Linked DNA regions of Homo sapiens: region 2 is linked to region 1. Evidence: chromatin loops called from intact Hi-C (ENCODE). Cell type or tissue: endothelial cell of umbilical vein. All regions are shown on one strand. Links, peaks and the distances in the headings refer to the core of each region. The heading gives the core; the rest is flanking DNA.

Region 1 (12,145 bases), core at 2,636-10,635:
AAGCAGTCACTGAGAGCTGGAGCAATAAAGTGAGGCTTTGCAGACAAAGTAAGTCATTAACTGGGCAATAAAAGATACAGGGGGCAAGAACAGTAGGGCCATGTTAGATAGTGTAGTCCATGAGAACCACAAAATTTGAGTTAGGAATAGGTATGGACACTGGACACTGAGTAGACCAATGTGACTGGACAAACAAGGGCAGGGAAACAATTGGAAATCAAGTCCTGCAGGTTTCCCTTAAGCCAACTGTTCTCAGTTTTGGCTATTCATTAAAATCACCTGAGAAGCTTTTTGAAAAACAGACCGTATACAGATCCCATTCCTGGAGATTCTCATTTAATTGGTCTGGGATGAGGCCCAAGCATATTTGGGTTTTTGTTTGTTTGTTTGTTTCTTGCTCTGTAGGCAATTCTAACATGAGACAGGGTTGAAAATCATTGTCTAGGTCATCAGAATCCACCAGTGTTATGCAACTGGCATCACTTAAAAGACAGCTTCCAATACTCCTAAATGTTTTGCAACCCAAGTCCCAAATCCTTGGATGTAACGGAATTAATATTTTGTAAACCTCAAACCAATGTCAATGTTTCAATTCCTCACTTAGCAGTCTTCTACCTGGAAGGCTGAGCAATGAGGCTTACCGCCACATTGAAAGAGAGCAGGATATCACCTTAAACAGTGGTATGGGGCTCAAAAGCCATGATCCAGATATTCTGACTCTGTGGTCTGAGGTGAAGCTCAGGCATCTGTGTTTCCCAAGCTCTCCTGGCCATTCTAACATTCAGATCCACTCTCAGAAAAGAGAGGACACTGAGTTTCCAACCCCCACCCCAAACCAGACCAACTAAATCAGATTCTTGGGGTGGACCAGGCCTGAGTGTTTTGTAAACCTCCCATGGTGACTACAGAGTGCTGCCAAGATTGTTTATCAGATAAAGCGGGGATTCCAGTGTTTTGTATGTCATGGCACACGTAGAAAATTATTCTATTTCATAAGGCACACTGGGGTAAATTAGAAGAAATTTAGGGGCTTGGTATATGAAAATATGGGGCTTGGTTTTAGAAAATAAATTTTCATTATAATATAACTATGATTTTAAAACATTAGCAATGATTATAAATTTAGAATTTATAATTTCAAAAATATTTTCACAAACTCCCTATTGGGTACTATGCTCATTACCTGGGTGATGGGATCATTCGTACCCAAAACCTCAGCATCACACAATATACCCACGTAACAAACCTGCACATATACTATTTGAGTCTAAAATAAAAGTTGAAATTATATTTTTAAAAAATATTTTCACATATTGTAATGCAAGACTGGAGCTTGTGTCTGTGACTAGAACTTCATTATAAGATGTTTTTGTGCCTGAAATAGTTACACACAGTCTTTCCCTGCCCGCCCCCCCAACCCCCAAGATGGAGTCTCGCTCTGTCACCCAGGCTGGAGTGCAATGGCGCAATCTGGGCTCACTGCAACCTCCACCTCCCAGGTTCAAGCGATTCTCCTGCCTCAGCCTCCTGAATAGCTGGGACTATAGGCCTGTGCCACCACACCTGGCTAATTTTTGCATTTTTAGTAGAGACGGTGTTTCACCATGTTGGCCAGTCCAGTTTCAAACTCTTGACCTCAAATGATCCACCCACCTGGGCCTCCCAAAGTGCTGGGATTACAGGCGTGAGCCACCGCACCCGGACTACACACAGTCTTTATCAAGATTTTTTTTTAAGTCTCTTCAAATTCTTAATAATCACTATGAAAAAGAAGTCTCTCTTCTATAAGTAGTTGATAAAAAAAATCAAACCACTTTTACAACTGTTAAAAAATGTGAAACAGTTAAAGTAATACAAATTACAATTATTATTTGTCGATTAAAAATAAAAATTTTAATAAGATTTTAAGGGCCTTCTTTTCTTTCATTGACAAAGATAATGAAATTTATTTTGAAAATGTGAATTGGCAATTGCTACAAAGAGAATAAAATACCTGGAATACAGCTAACAAGGGAACTGAAGGACCTCTTCAAGGAGAACTACAAACCACTGTTCAAGGAAATCAGAGAGAACACAAACATGGAAAAACATTTCATGCTCACGGATAGGAAGAATCAGTATCATGAAATTGGTCATACTGCCCAAAGTAATTTATAGGTTCAATGATATTCCCATTAAACTACCATTGACATTCTTCACAGAATTAGAAGAAACTATTTTAAAATGCATATGGAATCAAAAAAGAGCTCATATAGCCAAGACAATCCTAAGCAAAAAGAATAAAGCTGGAGGCATCCCACTACTGGACTTCAAACTATACTACAAGGCTACAGTAACCAAAACAGCATGGTACTGGTACAAAAACAGATACATACACGAATGGAACAGAATAGAAAACTCAGAAATAAGACTGCACATCTACAACCATCTGATATTTGACAAATCTAACAAAAACAAGTAGTGGAGAAAGGATTCCCTATTTAATAAATGGTGCTGTGGGAACTGGCTAGCCATATGCAGAAAATTGAAACTGGACCTCTTCATTACACCTTACAGAAAAATTAACTCAAGATGGATTAAAGACTTAAATGTAAAACCCCAAACTATTAAAAACCCTAGAAGAAACTCTAGGCAATACCATGCAGAACATAGGCACAAGCAAAGATTTCATGACAAAATCACTAAAAACAATTGCAACAAAAGTGAAAATTGACAAATGGGATTTAATTAAACTAAAGAGCTTCTGCACAGCAAAACAAACTATCATCTGAGTGAACAGGCAACCTCCAGAGTGGGAGAAAATTTTTGGAACCTATGCATCTGACAAAGTTCTAATATCCAGAATCTACAAGGAACTTAAACAAATTTACAAGGAAAAAATAAATAAATAAAAAGCGGGCAAAGGACATGAACAGACACTTCTCAAAAGAAGACATTTATGTAGCCAACAAACATATGAAAAAACTCAACATCACTGATCATTAGAGAAATGCAATCAAAACCACGGTGTGATACCATCTCATGCCAGTCAGAAGGGTGATTATTAAAAAGTCAAGTAACAACAGATGCTGACAAGGTTGTGAATAAATAGGGACATTTTTACTCTGTTGGTGGGAATGTAAATTAGTTCAACCATTGTGGAAGGTGGTGTGGTGATTCCTCAAAGATCTAGAATCAGAAATACCATTTGACTCAGCAATCTCATTACTGAGTATATACCCAAAGGAATATAAATCATTATATTACAAGGATACATGCACACATATGTTCATTGCAGCACTATTCACCATAGCAAAGACATGGAATTAACCCAAATGCCCATCCATGATAGACTGGATAAAGAAAATGTGGTACATACACACTATGGAATACTATGCAGCCATAAAAAGGAACAAAATCATGTCTTTTGCAGGGACATGGATGGAGCTGGAAGCCATTATCCTTAGCAAGCTAACACAGGAACAGAAAACCAAACACTGCATGTTCTGACTTATAAGTGGGAGCTGAACAATAGGAAAGCGTGGACACCGCTAAGGGAACACCACACACTGGAGTCGGGGGGTGAGGTTGGGGGAGGGAGAGCATTAGGTAAAATAACTAACGTATGCTAGGCTTAATACCTAGGTGATGGGTTTATAGGTGCAGTAAACCACCATGGTACACGTTTACCTATGTAACAAACCTGCATATCCTGCGCATGTACCCCGGAACTTAAAAAAATAAGAAAGAAAATGTGAATTGGTATAGATATAAGTCAAATTTTCTCAAACCCAGTATTTTAAACAGTGATGAAGCTATAAATATGCTCGCATGATTAGAGTAGTAATTCTGCAGCTTGCTTGAGGCCACTCAAAGGGTACAAAAAGAAGATGCCATACCAGGACCCTCAACCATATCCTATTCCCCTCACTCATGTTCCTTGAGCTGAGCACTGCACTTCTAGAGCACCCTCAAACAGCTCCATAGATATGATCAGCAGGATGTTGAAGTACAGCTCCACGTTTCCAGACACCTGCTCATTGACACTTTCAGTGTCACAGTAGTCATAAATGTTGGCTGTCATGCCATAACCTATTCAGACCAGGTTCAAACATTTTATGGGTTCAGGACAAGAGTATAGCTAGAGGTCCATATACTGGATGTCTAAATTCAAAATTCATAATCAAACTAGTAAACTGTTGCATAAACTGCCTTCTATATCCCTACATTGACAAATATACTTTAATAGAAACAAAAATAAAAATATGTGTGAAGCTATTATTTTTATGTCACTGAAAATAAACCACTGTTCTACTAATAAGTGGTTGATGTTTGTTGACTACTAAAATAAAGGAATACATAATTTATAAATTGCTATACACTAATTCCACAAAATTTTCTTTCCTTCATTTTGGCAAAAAAAAATTTATGCTATTATAATCAAGATTGTCATATAATTTTTGTTCCTTTAGTAGTAACACCAAATTACACAATTATTCCTGAGTCACTGTAGTTCTTAGGTAAGTTTATACTAATTTCAGTTTAGAGAAAACTCACTCTTCAGAGGCAGGAGAAACTGGCATTATCAATAAAATTATTAAAATAATTAGATTATTATCTTAGATTTAGAAAGATCTTTAAATTTTAGGTAGAATATGCAAACATTATAGTGGGATTACATATGATAAATTATCACTATCATAGAAAGCTTTACAAACTATTATAATTTCATTGTATAAATTATCACTTGTCTCATGATTTTCACCATTTTAAAAACAGTAACCAGATTTAATAGAAAGGTGAAGAATCAGTATCAGACATCGTACATGTTACTTCTTCCTATATATAAATTTCAGGGTAATATAAATTTTAACTATTACAAAGTTAATAGTTCTTCATCTGCCACCTGTAACTCCTATAAATACCATACCAACTGATGTATCTCCAGAACCAGAAGACAGAGAAGCAAGAGAAAGTACCCTATATGTCACTGGGAAGTGATTCTTTATTGAGCAGGAATATCCATATTAAAGCTTTTTGAAAAGAAAGATTGGACAAATTGACTAATTCGCCTCTTCTTTTACCTAAATGCTTCAGTTGTTCAAATATTTCCCACATTCTAAAATAGGGACTAGCTTCAACATTGGCAATGACACAAACCACAAACCTTTAAAGCATGTTTCAGGGACGTATATTAAGAGATATTTAAAAAAAAAAAAAAGTTTTTCTTTGAGGTCCAGAAGATGTTACTTGTAAGAACAAATGTTTACGGTTGCATATGTCAGCCCTCAACAACAGATCCTGAGTGACAGAGGTGCCCATGTGCTCTTAAATAAATCTGTCTTTTTGTATTTGTGGTATGTATTATCTTTCAATACAAGGTCTAGAGCAGGGATTCCTATGGCTTAGGTCTAAAGATGTTATTAAATCTATTCATGGGACCTTGGGGCATACTTGCTGGGCAACGCTGAGAGAGAGGATACATTAGGGGGAGAACTGCGTAAATAAAAAGGAGGCCATAGGTAGGATAATAAGGTGTGTGTGTGTCTTTGCACATATGAGTGTGGAGTGAGCAAGTTTTAATTTCTCATTATTTAAGAGATATAGAAGAATGACATCATCAAGATGGGGGAATAGGAAACCCCAGACCCCATTCCCCAACAGAAACATTAACTAAACAACAATACACAGACAAAAAGTTTTTATGAGAACCTAGAAATCAGTTAGGAAGTCACAATACCCCCAGGCAATCTCAAAGCCAAGAGCAGCTGCATTGAAATGGATAAGAAATTTATTTCATTAACTATGTCAGCCCCTCCCCCAAGCCAGCACATCTCTGGGAGGAAAAGCCCAACATACAGCTTCTTTTGTGACAGGTAGAGAAAAGAATGAAATGTATGTTCAAAGTTTCAGCTTTTGAGGGGCTGCCCAAGGAACTGGTTTCTGTCTCACCTGACTCGGAAGATTCATGGGAACTGACATACATTGGATGCCTGGGAGCCACAGAGAGCAAAAGAGAGTCAGCGGCTTGTGGCAGTGCCAGAGAACTTGTAATATCACAGATAGAAATTAGCAGGGCTTGTTGTAATCAAGAGTAAGCACCTAGCTGTGGCTTTTTCCCTGGGAAAAAACAGGAGGGTGGTATGTGTGTCTAGCATTCTGCCTTTTCAGGGGGCTTCCTGAGGGACGAGTTTTTGCCTCATCTGATTCAGAGTCCTAATGGGAAACCAACATACCTTGTTTGCTTAGGGCCAGAGGGACCAAAAAAAAAAAAAACCTAAAAACTCAGTTGCTTGTGGTTGCACCAGAAAACTTATAATACTACAGATAGACACCAGAGGGAGCAAGAGATTACAAGCTCTGAAAAAAACAACTTGCAAACCTCTCTAATTGGGAGAAACCAGAGAAAACACATCTCCAGAAAAGATGTGAGAGGCCCTCACAACCTCTAGCTGAAATAACTGGTGAAGTTATTTCCCTGTATGAAGTCAGTGAGTAAAGACTAGGAGAGATGGCTGTTTTTCAAATGCATGAATACCAATATAGTTACAAGACACATAAAGAAATATGGAAACATATCTCAATCAAAGGAACAAAATAAATCTCTAGTAACCAACCCTAAAGAAATAGAGTTATATGAAGTACCTGACAAAGAATTCAAAATAACCATCACAAAGATGTTAGAAAAATGGTAAATGAACAAAATGAGAATATCAACAAAGAGAAAAAATTTTAAATAAACAACAGCAATTTTGGAGCTTAAAAACACAAGAGCTGAATTGAAAATTTCACTAGAGGGGTTCAAAAATAAAAGTGATGAAGCAGAAAAAAAGAATCAACAAACTCGAAAACAGATCATTTCAGATTACCTAGTCAGAAGAACAAAAGGAAAAAGAAATGAAAATGAATGATGAAAGTCTAAGGGACTTATGGAACCCCATCAAGCAGACTAATTACACATTATGGCTATTCCAGAAGGAAATGAGGGAAAGAGAGAGAGAGAGATTGAGAATGGCATAAAGATTATTTGAAGACACAATGGCTGAAATTTTCCCAAATTTGGGGAAGGAAATGGACATACAGATAAAAGAAGCCTAAAGGATCCCAATTAAGATAAACTTGTAAAAGTCTACATTACAATCAAATTGCCAAAAGTCAAAGACAAAGAGAGAATTTTGAAAGTGGGAAGAGGAAAGCTACTCACCATATGAAAAGGATTCTACATAAGAATATCAATGGGTTTCTCAGCAGAAGCCTTGCAGGCCAGCAGGAAATAAGAGAATATATTCAAAGTGCTAAAAGTAAAAAAAAAAAAAAAAAGAATATGGCAAAACTGACATTCAAAAATGAAGCAGAAACACTGAATTTCCCAGATAAAAGCTGAAGGAGTTCCTCACCATTAGACTTCCAGGCAATGCTATAGAGTGTCCTTCAAGTTGAAAGAAAAGGATGCTAAAGAGCAACACAAAAACATGTGAAAGTATAAAGCTTGCTGGTAAAGGTAAATCTATAAACGAATACAGAATATTGTAATGGTGGTCCATAAATCACTTTTAATTATAGTATAAGAGTTAACACAAAGCGTGAAGGAGAAAGAAGTTAAAGAGTAAAGTTGTATGTGATTGCAGTTAAGTTGTTATCAGCTTAAAGTAGGTTGTTATAACTATAAGTGTTTTGTGTAAGCATCATGTTAACTACAAAGAAAATACACATAGAAGATACATAAAGGAAATTAAGAAATGATTCAAAACATGTCACTACCAAAATGACAACACAAAGAGAGAAAGAAAAAGAACAAAAAGCTACAAGACAGAAAACAATTAATAAAATGTCAATCTTAAGTCCTTCTCTATAAGTAATTGCTTTAAATGTAAATGGATTAAATTCCCGATCATAAGACATCAAGTGGCTGAATGGATTTTTAAAAATCAAGATCTCACTATATGCTGCCTATGGGAAACTCACTTTAGATTTAAAGACATATGCAGGCTGAAAGAAAAGGATAGAAGAAATATATTCCATGAAAATGGTAACCAAAATATAGCAGAGGTAGCTATATTTATAACAGAAAAAATAAGCTTTAAGTCAAAAACTGACACAGTAGACAAAAGAGGACATCATATAATTATAAAAAGGGGCCAATTCACCAGAAAGATAAATCAACTATAAATGTATATGCACCCAACATCAGAGCACCCAAAAACATGAAGCAAATATTAATAGAACTGAAGGAGAAACAGACAGCAATGCAATCATAGTAGAAGATTTGAATACCTCACTTTCAATTATGGCTAGAACATCCAGACCGAAAATCAATAAGAAAAGAGTAAACTTGAACAACCCTATAAATCAGATAGATCCAATAGACAGATAAAGAACATTCCACCCAATAGCAGCAGAATTCACATGCTTCTCAAGTTCACATGGACATTCTCCAGTATAGATCACATATTAGGCTACCAAACAAGTATTAACACATTTGAAAAGACTGAAATCATACCAATTTCCAACCACAATGGAATGAAAACTAGAGATCAATAACAGAAGGAAAACTGGGAAATTCACAAGTACATGAAGTTAATCATATACTTCTGGACAACCAAGGGACCAAAGAAGCAATTAAAAGGAAAACTAGAACATATCTTAAGACAAATAAAAACAAAACCACAACACACCAAAACTTATGCAAATAAGCAAAAGTCATACTAAGAAGAAAGTTTGTGGTGATAAATGCCTACATTAAAAAAGAAGAAAGATCTCAAATAAATAACCTAACTTTATATCTTAAGGAACTATAAGAACTATAAGGAACAATAAAAGCAAACTAAAACCAAAGATAGCAGAAATGAAGGAAAAAACAAAGATTATAACAGAAATAACAGAAATAGAGAATAGTAAACAACAGAAAGAAATCAATGAAACTGAGAGTTGGCTTTTTAAGAGATCAACAAAAATGACAAACCTTTAGCTATACTAAGAAAAAAAGAGGGAGACCTAAATAAAATCAAAAATGAAAGAGGAAATATTACAATTGATGCTACATCAATAACAATAATTGTAAGATATAACTAACAAAAATTATATGCCAACAAATTATATGCCTGGAAGAAATGGATATTCCTGAAACATTTAACCTACCAAGTTTGAATGCTGAAGAAATAAAAAGAACAAACCTAAACTAGTAAGAACAAACCTATAACTAGTAAGAAAATTGGATCGGTAATTAAAAACCTCAAAGTGGATGGGGTTAGGAAAAAATGGGGAGTTGCTGATCAATGGTCATAGAGTTTCAGTCATGCAAGATGAAAAAGTTCTAGAGATCTGCTGTACAACAATGTGTATATAGTTCACAATACTATGCTGTACACTTAAAAATGGTTAATAAGGTAGATTTTATGTTTTTCAACACAATAAAAAATAAATTTTTAAAGAGAGATATAAACAATAGCTACAATCTAAAAGCAGTTAGTCATCTATACTAATCTAGATCATCCATTCCAACGGTTTTTCAAACTTTAACTAACAGAGGAATAATTTTTCACTTAAAATTTTCCAGTAAACCCAATAACAAAACCATAAAAGTAGAACTGTGTGTGTTGAGTTGTGTTGGGTGGGAGGGAACCAGAGCTCCTCATTTTATAGACACAGAAACTGAGGCCCTGGGAGGAAAATGGATTCACCCCGAAGCACACAGTGAGTTAATGGCATGGCCCTGGCTACAATCCACATCTCCTGATTCCCAGCTCAGTGTTCTTTGCATTTTCATTAAAGTTCTTGTGCCTAATCTGGAAAACACCCAGATAACCATAAAAGGAAACAGATGAAGGTACCCACAAATGAGCTATGGAAGGAGAGGGAGTTTTTAAGCCTAATCACCAGCCAATAGATTTCCAGTTTCAATGGTTTTTTAATATCAAAGTTGTTTTCATTATTTATTAATGAACTTTTGTTAACATTGTTTATTATTTATTAACATTAATTAAACGAACATTTGAAATTGCACAGAAACAAAAAAGGAGAAAAAATTTATAATCCTACCAATTATATAAACAACTCTTAACACTGGAATATGTCTTCTGTCTCTTAAAGAACAGATTGTTGGGTTTTCACCAAATTGTGCTCATTCTGTATGTTCAATTTTGTCTCATGCTTTTTTCACAATATTATAGCATAAGCATTTTCCATTTGTAAATAACATTTTCTTTCATGACTACATAATATGCTCTGAAGTAGTCATGCCATGCAGAAGATTTTTTTCTAAATTTGTTCACCACTTCAAATAATACTAAAATGAACATATATCCGTGTATATAATGGTTGAACAATGTGTATGGTAGTATACTAGAGGTAGAATTGAGTTTAAGAATTTGAAGATTTTTGGCTGGGCGCAGTGGCTCACGCCTGTAATCCCAGCACTTTGGGAGGCTGAGATGGGTGGATCATGAGGTCAGGAGATTGAGACCATCCTGGCTAACACTGTGAAACCCCATATCTACTAAAATAATACAAAAAATTAGCCAGGTGTGGTGGCGCATGCCTGTAATCCCAGCTACTCGGGAGGCTGAGACAGCAGAATCACTTGAACCCGGGAGGCGGAGGTTGCAGGGAGCCAAGATCGCACCACTGTACTCCAGCCTGGGCGACAGAGCAAGACTTCGTCTCAAAAAAAAAGAATTTGAAGAATTTGAAGAGTTTTAAGTCTTTTGGTATGTAGCATCAAATCACATATATTTTATTTATGCATAATTACATAAACATCATTTAAAATTCTGGAAATAGAAATATAGATAAAATAATATTTGCCATTATTTCTTTGACCTAGAGGCAGATACCTATTGAATATCTTGGTATAGTTCTTCCCCATCTTTTTTGAAAATAAATACATATGCGCACACAATTACCAAATTGAAACTATTGTGTATGAGTGTGTAATAGTTTGATTTTTTATTACCATGTCTATAAATAATACTTAGAGACCAAACAGATTTTATTAATTACAACATATTATCCCAATCACACAGCCAAACATACTCCCATTTTTCCACCCCTAGTATAGCCACATCCACGTGCCCATACCCAAGTAACAGAGAGATTACATACAAGACCACTCCTAATAAGACAACTCTCAAGACACAATCTTGGTTGTAGTTCTCACTGGCTTTCTTCTGAGAAACTGACTCAAGAGTGAATATAGGCAGTTGCAATAGCATTTTTCTAACTGGAAACTTCTACAGAGCTCAACTCAGAATGATACGCCACTGTGCCAGCCACCAGGAACAGTTTTGGGCCCTGAAATATGAATCTCTGCTTTTCATCAGATGTTTCCAAAAGCAGAGTGGTTATGACAGAAACTTTGGCATTAGACTCTCCTGGGTTCCAGCCATGACTGTACCTCCTATTGTCTGTGCAACTTGAATTAACTTTACCCCTCTAAGCCTCAGTCTCTCCATCTATAAAAATGAATGACAGTAGCTGCTTCATAGGTTTGAAGTGATGATCAGATGAGACAATGCATGTAAAGTACTCAGCATTGTGTCATTGCAGGCACTTAATTTTAACTGTAATTATTATTTTGAGGAGTTCTGGCAGCAGCTTTCGACTCTCGCTCTCACAAATATGACTTTCTCTTTCCTCATTGATCTATTAACAGAAAATATTTTTTGACTGATAATTCCCAAAGCAGTCATTATGGCAATGAACACAGCAGTTCAAAATGTTATCATATTTATCTTATCACAAATGTTATTAATAGCTCAAAGCAGTTGAAATTGTCATTAACTATTTTTAATAAATAAGTATATTTCGGCACTTAATATTCCCAGGAGCTTTATATAACAATATTTTCCTCAATCTTCACAAGGCTGTGAAGTATTATTATTACCATTTTGCAAATGAGCAAACTGACATGGACACTTTAAGAAATTTGCTAAAGGTCACACCAGTAGAAGTTGAACAGCCAGGATTTGAGTCCAAGCCTGTTTTAATCCAAGCCCCAAGCCCCATCCACTGGGCCATGGATCAGCAAATCTTTTTCTGTAAAGGACCAGATAGTAAATATTTTAGGCTTTTCAGGCCTTATGGTCTCCATCATAACTACTCGACTCTACCATTATAGCACAAAAGCAGCTATAAATGATACAGAAATGAAGGACATGACTATGTCCAA
Region 2 (12,145 bases), core at 1,932-9,931, 110 kb after region 1:
CACACGTGTTCGCTCACACATCCATATGCATATAAGTAGGTTTGCATATAAAACTATCTAAATAAAATCTGTCATTTTATTAATGTTATCAAAAGATATCCATTTTCAAATTGTCACGAACAAACCATATACTGCCAGCAGTCCATATGAAAATGTGACTCTTCTCAATTCTATTTTCATAAATCTACCACAAAGGAAAGAACCCCAGTCTCAAAGTATAACGGCCCTTTCTCTTCCTGTAGATAACAGAGTTAGGACCATGCCTTGACATGACCCCGTGCCTGGACCTTACTGTGACTCAGCCCATGACTCCAACAAATTAAGGCAAGACCAGTTTTCATCTCACTCCCAAGCACAAATTGTTGCTGCTTAATAATCTCTGAACCAACTAACTATATCCCAGTAGATTCTAATACTTGTGAAAGTCACTCCTTACATTTTTAATTTCTTCATAACATGGTAATACCTCACTATTAAAAAATTAGGTGCTTAGGGGTGAACTGAATGAATTTGTGAAAAGTGTGAATTATAAAGTATATCTTTTCAGAGAAATTTTGTTACTATAAAATACAACAAAATTAAGTAAGTCTTGCCTAGTGGAAAGCATGCTGCCCTGCCCTGCTTTAATGAGTGAATGAGAATAATTTGTAATTCACATACAAAGGTTGCTGAATTGCTTTTTTAAATGTTCCTAGCATAGGGCACACATGCTTCCAAAGGACACATCACAGGAATTAAGCAAAGCTGGCTCTGTAAATACTCAATAGGGATATTATAAAAGATTTAAGCACTGGATAATTTTTTGAAATCTATATCAGCCAAAAGCTTCCATGATTATGTGACAAACCCAATTTAACGTATCTTTTTTTAAATTTGATAAAATTATTTTGAGTTATCATGAAGTCTAAACTAGTAACACCCAAATTGAAAGATTTTGCTTAACCCAATTACTCTGTTTTCTGATTTTTATAGGAAAGTTCATATTTGGTGTTCTGCCAAGAGCATCATGTTCCATGATCTATCTAACTGAAAAAAAGGAGAAAACTTTACTCCAGAGATAAAGAGTAGCACAATAATAAAATTAGCAACTGACATTTATGTCACAGTGTACAATTTACTTCCAAATGCTATATCTTTTTAAATTCACACTTATTCTGTACAATAAGTAAAGAGAGTTATTATTAATAATTCCATGTTAAAGTCAGAGAATCCAAGAGTCTATAAGCTCTTTCAGGATCGTGGTTCAGGTCTTCTGACTCCAGAGTCTACGTGGTGTATAATAGAAGTTCAATGTGTATTAGTTTAATAAATGAACAAATTAATTAATTAAAGTAATTAAGGATATCCTAGCTAATTTAAAGAAAGAGCTACTAGACAAAGGAAAATAGTCATTTCAACACTAAACAACTCTCAGATGCTTAGGAATACAGCAATCCTATCATAATACATAGCCAGGACTGGCTACATAATTCGCAGGGCCTGGCGTAAAACAAATACATAAGGTCCCTTATTCAAAAATCATTAAGAAATTCAGGAGAGTAACAACAGAGTATTCAGGCACAGGGTCCTTCAAAGAGCAGGGAACCCTGATGACTACACAGATTGTTCATCCTTGAAGCCTGCTCTGCACAGCACATTTTAAAGCTTAGAGCACTAGCTCCTGGAAGAAATGATACCACCTTGTGGATAGCATTTTTAATATTTGGTAGGTGGGCAGGTTCTTGGTTGGTACAAGGAGGCCCTGCTGATTCATAGTAGGCAGGAGCCAAGGATTCTAGAGATCTTCAATGGCAGGGACAGTTCTGAACTATGAAGAATCTTCCTGCTTCCCAGAGAGCTTTTGAATGTTCCACAGATATTCACATGGCTGAAAAGCCTGTTTTTAATTATCTGAGCTTAAAATCTACCTTTGCTTTACATATCTTGAATTTTCCAGGAATGTGACTACCATGTCAATTCTGGAAATGTTGTGTGCTGCTAGTTTAGAACTTTAATGACATCAGTACTTCTCGTGGCATATGAGGCACCAAAGTAACCTACCTGCATCACTCTGCATTTGTAGCTGTCACATCATTCAAAGTGATTCAACATAGTAGTACAAGGCTCTGACTCCTTCATCATATCTTCTGGTATTAGCCATACTTTTACATAAAGGAATATGTATTATTTTATCATAAATTGTTTTCCTTTTATTTCCCCTTTAAATTATAGTTAGAGCATTTTTTTTCCTAATTGGATGAAGGTAGGTTGTAATATTCAGTCATTTCATTTCATGTTGGCAAAAGGAGATTTCAAAATACTTGTTATATAAAGTGGCTTTGGGTATGAAAGAGTTGAGAACCATAGGTTTATAGGCATAAGATTACAAAATGTTTGAGCTGGAAAGAATTTGGGGGATTATCTAATTCACTGACAGATAAGGAAATTGAGGCTGAAACAAATTCTATATCTTGCCTAAGGTCACCCTGCAATTATTGGCAATGCCAGGACTTGAAACCATGCTGTTTTCCAGGACTATAAAAAAAATTCATTCTTTCTTTCTTATTGTCCTTCCTTCCTTCTTTCTTTTCAATAAGTGCAACTGAGCTCCTGCAGGTCAGGCATTGGGGTGGTCTCGATAATGCAGACATGACTAAGACACAGCTCCAGTCTTTAAGGAGATCACAGGCTGTCTGGAAAACAGGACAGAGCCCAAATATGGTACAGCATACCTTAGAGTAAACCTATGTTCAAAACATTACAAGGAGGAAACGACTGATCCTTTTCCTGGGAGTTCCAAAAAGATTTCCCAGCTATAGCGAAATTTGAATACTGAAGTGGGAGAAAGGCTTGGCCCAGTAGGAATAGGGTCGCCCTCATTCTAAGCAGTTGCCCTGCCCAAGTGTGCAAAGCCACAATGGCCAAAACGAGACCATCTGTAATCAGGTATTGACTGCCCACAGCCCAGAGACAGTTGGAGCCCTTAATGGCAAGAGTACAAGTAGAAGCACAGGCTTGTCATTATCTTACCCAACACAGCCCTGAGACCAAGCAGAGGGCAGGGCTGTTTCAGAACACTTGGGACTTCATGAGGTTGACAGGGAGGAGGGAAAAGAAAGGGAAAGTCTCCAGGCAGCTCCCTGGGTTAAAGGGCCTGATAAGCCCCTGGATTTCTGTAGGCACTGGCCAGAGTGCAAGCTAAGAAAATAGCTTGTTGATTGCTGAAGTGATTAAGTGGATCGCCTTATTGATTCTCACCTAGCTTGGAACAGACCTCAATAACCAACATCAAGTGCTTTAATAAGGGCAAAGAAAGATTTACTGGATGTGAGTGCTTTTCATTAGAGAGGACTGAGGGGAAATAAAACATACTGACCCACCAGTGAGGGGCCATGGCATGGCTTCCAGCCTGGTGACTGCCAACCAGACAGGAAGGTGAGTAAGAGGAAGTCAAATGAGACAGCCCCTGGGCCTGAGCTTATCAAAGCATTCGAAAAAAATTTCCACAGATTGCTAGATTGTCTGCTTCCCTTCTGCCTCTCCACACTGCAAACCTCACCACCCAGGAAGCAAGGACACAGTCAGAGTGGCTGCTGCTTACTGAGCCCAAATCCAGGCACCAGCTTGGCCTTTTGGTAAAGATGACCTCTAATCTTCACCTCAACCCTACAAGGAGTGCATAAGTTTCTCCACATTACAAAGAAGGAATCAAAAACTAAAGAAGACACTCAAATGGTGGCACTAGGATTAGAACCCAGATCTCGGCTGGGCCTGGTGGCTCATGCCTGTCATCTCAGCATTTTGGGAGGCTGAGGCAGGAGGACCACTTGGGCCCAGAAGGCCAAGACCAACCTGGGCAACATGGTAAAATCCTGTCTGTACAAAAAATGCAAAAAAAAAAAAAATTAGCTGGGCATGATGGCATGCACCTGTAGTCCTAGCTGCTCAGGAGGCTGAAGTGGGAGGACTGCTTGAGCCCAAGAGCTCAAGGCTGCAGGGATCCATGGTTGCACCACTGTGCTCCAGCCTGGGTGACACAGTGAGACCCTGTAATAAAATAAATTTTAAAAAAACAATCCAGATAACTCTAGCACCAAGGCCTATAATTTAAAATTTTCTGTGGACCTCTATTTTTCCTCTCAAGGCTTTGAGTTGAATACACTCTACCCTGCATAAATTGGCCAAATTTTTATTTTTAATCAGCAATTGCTGTGTGTCAGGGGCCAACCAAGTATTACACCAGTTGATCTTCACAACCAGTTTAGAAGTTGGCCCTATGATTAGTATCCCCATTGTAGAGATCAGTTAACTGAGGCTTGGAGAGTTAACTTGCCCAAGGGTTCTTCAGTTAGCATGCAGCAAAATGGGACCCTGAACACAATGTTGTCAGAATCCAGGTCCTAAACTCTAATCAACTACGTCTTAAAGAAAGTATAAATGAAAAATACAGGTGGCAGTCTAAGAAGACACAGAAGAATGCAAAGACTACATCCATTCATTCAAATGTTCAACAAATACCTATTAAGCTCCGACGGTACCACAAGCATTTTTTTTAACCCTGAGGATATAGTGATGATCAAAAAAGGCTGTCATGGGAATAATTTCTTTCGGAGACAGCAGATGATAATAGAGGAACATATAAGATAAATAAGAAGAATCCTGCAAGAGAGAAGTACAGTGAAGAAAATAAACCAGGGCAAAATGGGAGGGTCTGCTTTATATTGGGTGGTCAGGTAGGTTTCACCCAAGAAAGTTGCCTATAAGCTGAGGCTTCAAGGACAAGAAGGTACTAACCTTGCAAAGGTTTGGTTAAAACACCTTCTAGGCAGGAGAAATAGCGAGTGCCAAGGCCATAAGGCAGGAATGGACTTGATGCCTCCACAGAAGAGGAGGAGGCTGCAGTGATGAGTGAGGGAATGGTAGAAGAGGAGGTCTGAAAGGAGGGGCAGTGAAGTCTCGGGGGCCTGGCAGGTCATCACAAGAAATTAGGTTTCATTCTAATTAAGAGAGGAAGCCATGGAAGCATTTGAACTATTTTCAATGATTTGCATTATAAAAACATAATTTTGACTACTGTTTGGAGGGGACAAGAAGTTGCAGGGAGACAAGAGGGGAGGCCACTGCAGGACTTCAGATGGAGCGATAATGTTAGCTCAGATCAAGTATAAGTTAGCAACATGAAGAAGTGGCCACATCCTGAATGTAACTGGGGAAATTGCTGACCTGACTTGCCACTTTACACTTTTGGAAGTGGACAGGAGCTGCTGCCTTTCTGATACTCCCACATGGTGCCCCCCTGCCAGCTGCTTTCATTATGTTTTGACCGGCTTCTGCCAAGTCAGACTACAAAAACTTCACTGAAATAACAGAATGTGATGCCGTCATCTCCTCTGCACACCCCAGGAGAGGGTTTTATAAAGTTTCACAAACAACAACACCTGCTAGGAAGCCAGACAGCTCCCCTGACCACTGCCCAGGCTGACCCAGACAGAAGAGAGAAGACACTGGCAGAGAACTCCCTGCTCTTCTAAACAGCCCCAGGGGTGGTTTGCCCTGTTCACTGTGGTCAAAGTGGCATTACTACTTCAGAAGAAATAGAAAATGAGGTGAATAGAAAACAGAAGAAAGTTGAGGTCACAATAAGATACCACCTCATATATTTAAAGGAAACTGAGAGACGCTGGGTTTCCTCCTGGCACGTCTGTGAAAATGCGAGAAAGGTCTGTCTACCACCAACTTGTTTAAACCAGGGGAAATTCATCAGAAGGATAATGAAGAACTTGACAGGGAGCATTCCTTTGTGTCATGTTCTCAGGAGTGAAGACAGCTGGTGGCATGCAATCGTCTGCAGGTCTGACTCAGGGAGACAGAAGGTTGGGCACAAGGTGAACTGTCAGGAGAAAAAAAAATTGAGAGAACCTTAGAGAAGATGACCTTTGTACATAATTGATCTGACAGAGCACTGCCCACCCCATCACTACAGCTGAAATATGGCCACTCTCCCATGTGGGAATGCACTTGCGTTTAAGGGCACCAGACGCCATCTATTAAGGAAAGTGTTTAAGCAGGAAGGATAACATGTCTGTCAGTCTGAGCTAGTGATTCTGGGGACTCAAACACCATGCCAGAGTCCAGGATTAAAAAAATTCTACCTCTATTCTAAATAAAAAGGAATTTTATTCATCAAATGAACAAAGGAACAGAGTGAATGGCTTATGACAACCTCCCCTCCTGACATTTGGTTTGTTAGTTGTACTCAGGGAAAAAATGTTGTCCACTCTAGAGAACTTCATAAAAAGTGGTTCTAGAATTATTCTCAGCTACTTGAGTTTGCTAATTCCTAAGGGTAGGGTAAAAGTTGTCCATTATTTCATCAACAAATATTTATTTAGTATTCATCATTCTGCTAGGAACAATATTAAACAAGATAGGCACACCAGCCCTGCCCTCATGAACTTAACAATTCAGTCAGCTTTCAGGCCTTTTCAGATATTTAGGCATATGTATTAGTCTGTTCTCATATTGCTATAAAGGACTGCCCAATACTGGGTAATTTATAAAGAAAAAGGTTTAATTGACTCACAGCTCTGCATGGCTGGGGAGGCCTCAGGAAACTTACAATCATGGCAGAAGGGGAAGGAAGCACAACCCTCTTCACATGATGGCAGGAAAGAGAAGTGCCAAGCAAAAGTGGGAAAAGCCCCTTATAAAACCAACATAACTCTTGAGAACTCACTCACTATCACAATAACAGCAGCATGGGGTAACCTCCCCCATAATTCAATTACCTCCCACTGGGTCCCTCCCACAACACATGGGGATTATGGGAACTACAACACAAGGTGAGATTTGGAGATTTGGGTGGGGACACAGACAAACCATATCATTTCTCTCCAGTCCCTCCCAAATCTCAAGTCCTCACATCATTTCAAAACATAATTATCCCTTCCCAACAGTCCCCCAAAGTTTTAACTCATTCCAGCATTAACCTAAAAGTCCAAGTCAAAAGTTTCATCTAAGACAAGGCAAGTGCCTTCCACCTATAAGCCTATAAAATCAAAAACATGTTACTTCCAAGATACAATGGGGATACAGGCATTGGGTAGATACACTTGTTCCAAATGGAAGAAATTGGCAAAAATGAAGGGGCTACAGTCTCCATGCAAGTCCAAAATGCAGCAGGGCAGTCAAATCTTAAAGCTCCAAAATGGTCCATTTGACTCCATGTCTCACATCCAGGTCACACTGATGCAAGAGGTGGGCTCACACAGCCTTGGGGAGCTCTCCCCCTGTGGCTTTTCAGGGTACAGCCCCCCTCCCAGCTTCCTTCATGGGCTGGCAGTGAGTGTCTGAAGCTTTTCCAGGTGCATGGTGCAAGCTGTCAGCAGATCTACCATTCTGGGGATCTGTAGGACAGTAGCCCTCTTCTCATAGCTCCACTAGGCAGTGCTCCAGTAGGGACTCTGTGTAGGGGCTCCAACCCCACATTTCCCTTCCACACTGCCCTAGCAGAGGTTCTCCATGAGGGCTCCGTCCCTGACACAAAACTTCTGCCTGGACATCCAGGCATTTCCATACATCCTCTGAATTCTAGGGAGTGGTTCCCAAGCCTCAGTGCTTGACTTCTGTGCACCTACAGGCTCAATACCACATGGAAACTGCTAAGGTTAGAAGCTTGCACCGTCTGAAGCCACACCCCATCTGTATCTTTGCCCCTTTTAGCCATGCCTGGGATGCAGGGCATCAAGTCCTGAGATTACACAAAGCAGCAAGGCCTTGGGCTCAGCCCACAAAACCATTTGTTCCTCCTAGGCTCCCTGGCCTGTGATGGGAGGGACAGCTGTGAAGGTCTCTGACATGTCCTGGAGAATGTTTCCCATTGTCTTGGCAATTAACATGTGGCTCCTCATTACTTATGCAAATTTCTGCAGCCAGCTTGAATTTCTCCTCAGAAAATGGATTTTTCTTTCTATCACATTGTCAGCCCGCAAATTTTCCAAACTTTTATGTTCTGCTTCCCTCTTAAACATAAGTTCCATTTCCAAACAATATATTTGTGAATACATAAAACTGAATGCTTTTAACAGCACCCAAGTCACCTCTTTTATTTATTTATTTTATTTTATTTTTTCAAGAAGGAGTCTCACTCTGTCACCCAGGTTGGAGTGCAGTGGCACAATCTCAGTTCACTGCAACCTCTGCTTCCCAGGCTCAAGCAATTCTCCTGCCTCAGCCTCCCAAGCAGCTGGGATTACAGGTGTGTACCACAACACCCAGCTAATTTTTTTTTTTTTTTTTAAGATAGAGTCTTGCTGTGTCACCAGGCTGGAGTGCAGTGGCACAATCTCAGCTCACTGCAACCTCTGCCTCCCAGGTTCAAGTAATTCTCCTACCTCAGCCTCCCCAGTAGCTGGGACTATAGGTGTGCGCCACCAAGCCCAGCTAATTTTTGTATTTTTAATAGAGACAGGGTTTCACTATGTTGGCCAGGATGGTCTCAATCTCTTGACCTCATGATATGCCCACCTCAGCCTCCCAAAGTGCTGGGATTACAGGCATGAGCCACCACACCTGGCCCACACCCAGCTAATTTTTATATTTTTTGTAGAGACAGGGTTTCACCATGTTGGCCAGGCTGGTCTCAGAACTCCTGACCTCAAGTAATCTGCCCACCTCAGCCTCCCAAAGTACTGGGATTACAGGCATGAGCCACCGCGCCCAGACCCAAGTCACCTCTTGAACACCTTGTTGCTTAAAAAATTTATTTCACCAGATACCTTAAATTGTCTCTCTCAGGTTCAAAGTTCTGCAGATCTCTAGGGCAGAGACAAAATGCTACCAGTCTCTTCATTAAAGGATAGCAAGAATTACTTTTGTTCAAGTTCCCAATAAATTTCTCATCTCCATCTGAGACCACCTCAATCTGGACTTCATTGTCCATATCACTATCAGCATTTTGGTCAAAGCCATTCAACAAGTCTCTGGGAATTTCCAAACTTTCCCACATCTTCTTATCTTCTTCTGAGTCCTCCAAACTCTTCCACCCTCTGCCTGTTACCCAGCTCTAAAGTCACCTCCACATTTTCAAGTATGTTTATAGCAGCACCCCACTACCTGGTATCAATTTACTGTATTAGTCCATTCTCGTGCTGCTAAAAAGGACTGCCTGAGACTGGGTAATTTATAAAAGAAAGAGGTTTAATTGACTCACAGTTCTGCATGGCTGAGGAGGCCTCAAGAAACTTACAATCATGGTGGAAGGGGAAGCAAACACGTCCTTCTTCATATGATGGCAGGAAGGGGAAGGGTCTAGCAAAATGGGGAAAAGCCCTTTATAAAACCACCAGATCTTGTGAGAACTCACTATCACAAGAACAGCAGCATGTGGGTAACTATTTCCAAGATTCAATTACCTCTCACTGGGTCCCTCCCACAACCTCCATGTGGGTATTATGGGAACTACAATTCCGGAAGAGATTTGGGTAGGGTCACAACAAACGACATCAGCATATCTATGACAAAGGATTAAATTCAGTTTAATTCAACAAGACTGCACTGGACCCTTATTCTAAGTAATACAAGCATAACTTAAGAATTATTCATCCAACAAATATTGAAAAAACAACACATGTGACTTACTGCGTTTTGGGAGACACATAGTTGATTTCGATCTAGATAACTCTCTCAAGGAAGCTGCAGTGTGGTAGGAATGATAAGACTTGTACATAGATAAGTAACACCAATGATAGAAAATGATAAATATCATTTTTAAAAAGAGAAGTGCAGATGGTGAAATTTAACAGGAAGGATAAGGAGATGACCAATTCCAGGAGATGGGCAAAATCTATTCACTGCCTCAGTTTCCCAATGCATTCATTCATTCACTCAATAAATACAACTTGAATCATTGCCCTATTCCAGATACTGTTAGAGTCAGGGATGAAAACTAGACTAGAAGAGAGAGAGAGATGACAATTCCCTGGAATTAATACCTTAATATAGGTATATACGAGATACGGAGGGAAGAGAGAGGAGGGAACTTCCCAGCCTGCCTGTGGTGAGGGTCAGTTAGCAAAGGAAAGTTTTGTCAAGGAAATGACCCTTTGCTGAGTGTGGAAGAAAAGGGAACATCTCAGGAGAAAGAAGGGGGAAGCCACAGCACTCTAGGCAGGAAGATAACAAAGATTCTCAAAGGGAGAGACAGGGTGCATGTGGGCAGAGGGTGGGGGACAAGGCAGGGGCGGAGGCATAGGGAGCCTCTGCCAGTTTTCTCAGGGAAATGGGAGGTGAGGTTGACAGACAAGGAGGGGAGGTGGTGTGGTTTGGGGAACTGAAAAGGCAAGATAGGCTCTGGAAGGCTTCTCTGGGAAATGCAAGAAGATACTAATAAAGAACAAATAAAAGACAGTTCCAAAGTAGAAACCACAAATTTTTATGTGGCATTAACTACACATCATAATGCAAAATACTCCAAAAATACTTAGTGCTCTGGGCATGAGAGTAGAGAAAGTGGAGAGAACACATCATTGGACAGACAGAGCATGTGCGTGTGCAAGGGAAGGGGAGGGGTGCCATGAAGAGTTCAAATGCAAGTGTGTGGAGTCTGTCCTGCCTGATGGACTGAGAGAAAGTGGATCAAGGAGTTGGAGCTGGAATGGCAAATAGTTTTCATCTCACGCATCAACTCCAGTTGATGGAACCTGTGCTGAGAAGGATCCCAAAGCAACCTCTGGGTTTAATAGGAGAGTGGCATGATCAGTCTGTGAGGTTCTCAATGAGCTGGAAAGAGTGGCAACAATCACACCAGGCATTGGCCATCTCTGGACCAGAGGCCAGACAAGGCTGTGAGAAGAGAGAGGAGTAAGAGAAGTAGCAGGACAGGGGGCTGTGGCCAGAGTGAGATGTTGGAAGGTGAGGTTTCGTGAAGACATCAAGGCCTAGAACATGGCTAGGGAAAAGTTTGGCTGACTGAAGAACAAGGCACAATCTAGTGTTCAAATACCTTCATGCTGCTGCTCTTGCCTCACTGAAGAGGTAAAGTGTCTTCAGAAGACATGTGACATAAGGGAATGGTGGATGGTTGAAGAAACACTTGGCTGTTCTAATGTAAACAGAAGAAGGAGTGGGAAGCTCTCATTTCTCCATCATTATCAGGCTCTGTTCTCAGGAAGCCAGAGAAACCTATGGCATGCTGCCTATGCAGGCCTCCTCCAGACCCATGGCTCAGACAGACCCGCCTGAACTCCAGCAGAGAAACAAGCCCCTGACCATTCCCTTCATCAGGGCAGGCAGGATGCAAGCCAACAGCTTCTCCTCCAGTGAGCCAATCCCATTACTTTTTTCCTTTTTAACTTTGTAAGAACACGTAACATGAGGGCCACCTTCTTAGCAAAATTTTAAGCACACAATACAGTATTATTGACCATAGGTAAAGCGTTGTACAGCAGATCTCTAGAACTCACTCATCTTGCTTAACTAAAACTGTATGTCCATTGATTAACAACTGTTCATTTCTCACTCCACCTAGCTCCTGGCAACCACCATTGCACTCTTTGATTCTACGAATTTGGCAATTTTAGATACCCCACATAAGTGGAATCATGCAGTTTCGTCTTTCTCTGAGTGGTTTATTTCATTTAGTATAATGTCCTCAAGATTCATCCATGTTGTCACATATTTTAGAGTTTCTTTTTTAAGGCTAAGTAATATTCTGGGATGTGTGTGTATGTGTGTGTGTGTTCCACATTTTCTTTATCCATTGATCTGTTGTTGGATATTTAGTTCATTTCTACATCTTGGCTATTGTGTATAGTGCTGCAATGAACATGGGAGTACTAATATCTCTTCAAGATCCTCATTTCAATTCTTTTGGATAAATACCCTGTGGGACTGCTGGATCATATGGTAATTCTATTTTTAATTTTTTGAGGAACCTCCATACTGTTTTCCATAGCAGCTGCACCATTTGGCATTCCCACCAACAGCATGCAGGGTTCCAACTTTCCCACATCCTTGCCTGAATCTCTTTTTGGATTCCGGAGTGACAGTGTCTCAGGATCTTGGCGGGGAAGGACCATCACCTCCTCATAATCCGTGCCACTCTGGAGGGCTGAGCACACAGTTCTCCTTGTTTCCCTGTTTGCCAGCTTGCCTTGTGGATAAATGC

What was found. Peaks named below come from ENCODE experiments on the same cell type or tissue, not always from the same donor. Only the 100,000 strongest peaks of a DNase experiment are listed, where the experiment ranks them.
Region 2: a loop joins it to region 1, with 5 times the contacts of the local background. A loop is called at or near these places in 6 of 110 quality-filtered maps.

The regions. Positions count from the first base shown.
Region 1 is chr1:60,842,459-60,854,603 of GRCh38, forward strand. No RefSeq gene overlaps it. Among named protein-coding and RNA genes, the nearest start is that of NFIA-AS2, 120 kb to the right of the region's middle. RefSeq lists an enhancer at 6,675-7,505. In endothelial cell of umbilical vein, for the core only: a CTCF peak has its summit at 6,320 (motif pointing right); a DNase peak (open chromatin) is centred at 6,323.
Region 2 is chr1:60,957,936-60,970,080 of GRCh38, forward strand. It overlaps NFIA-AS2 (NFIA antisense RNA 2), which reads right to left. Exons shown (of 7, transcript NR_110617.2): 2 at 5,631-5,869. Among named protein-coding and RNA genes, the nearest start is that of NFIA-AS2, 6.7 kb to the right of the region's middle. In endothelial cell of umbilical vein, for the core only: no CTCF peak of the experiment used is centred there; DNase peaks (open chromatin) are centred at 3,386 and 5,336; H3K27ac peaks cover 4,476 bases.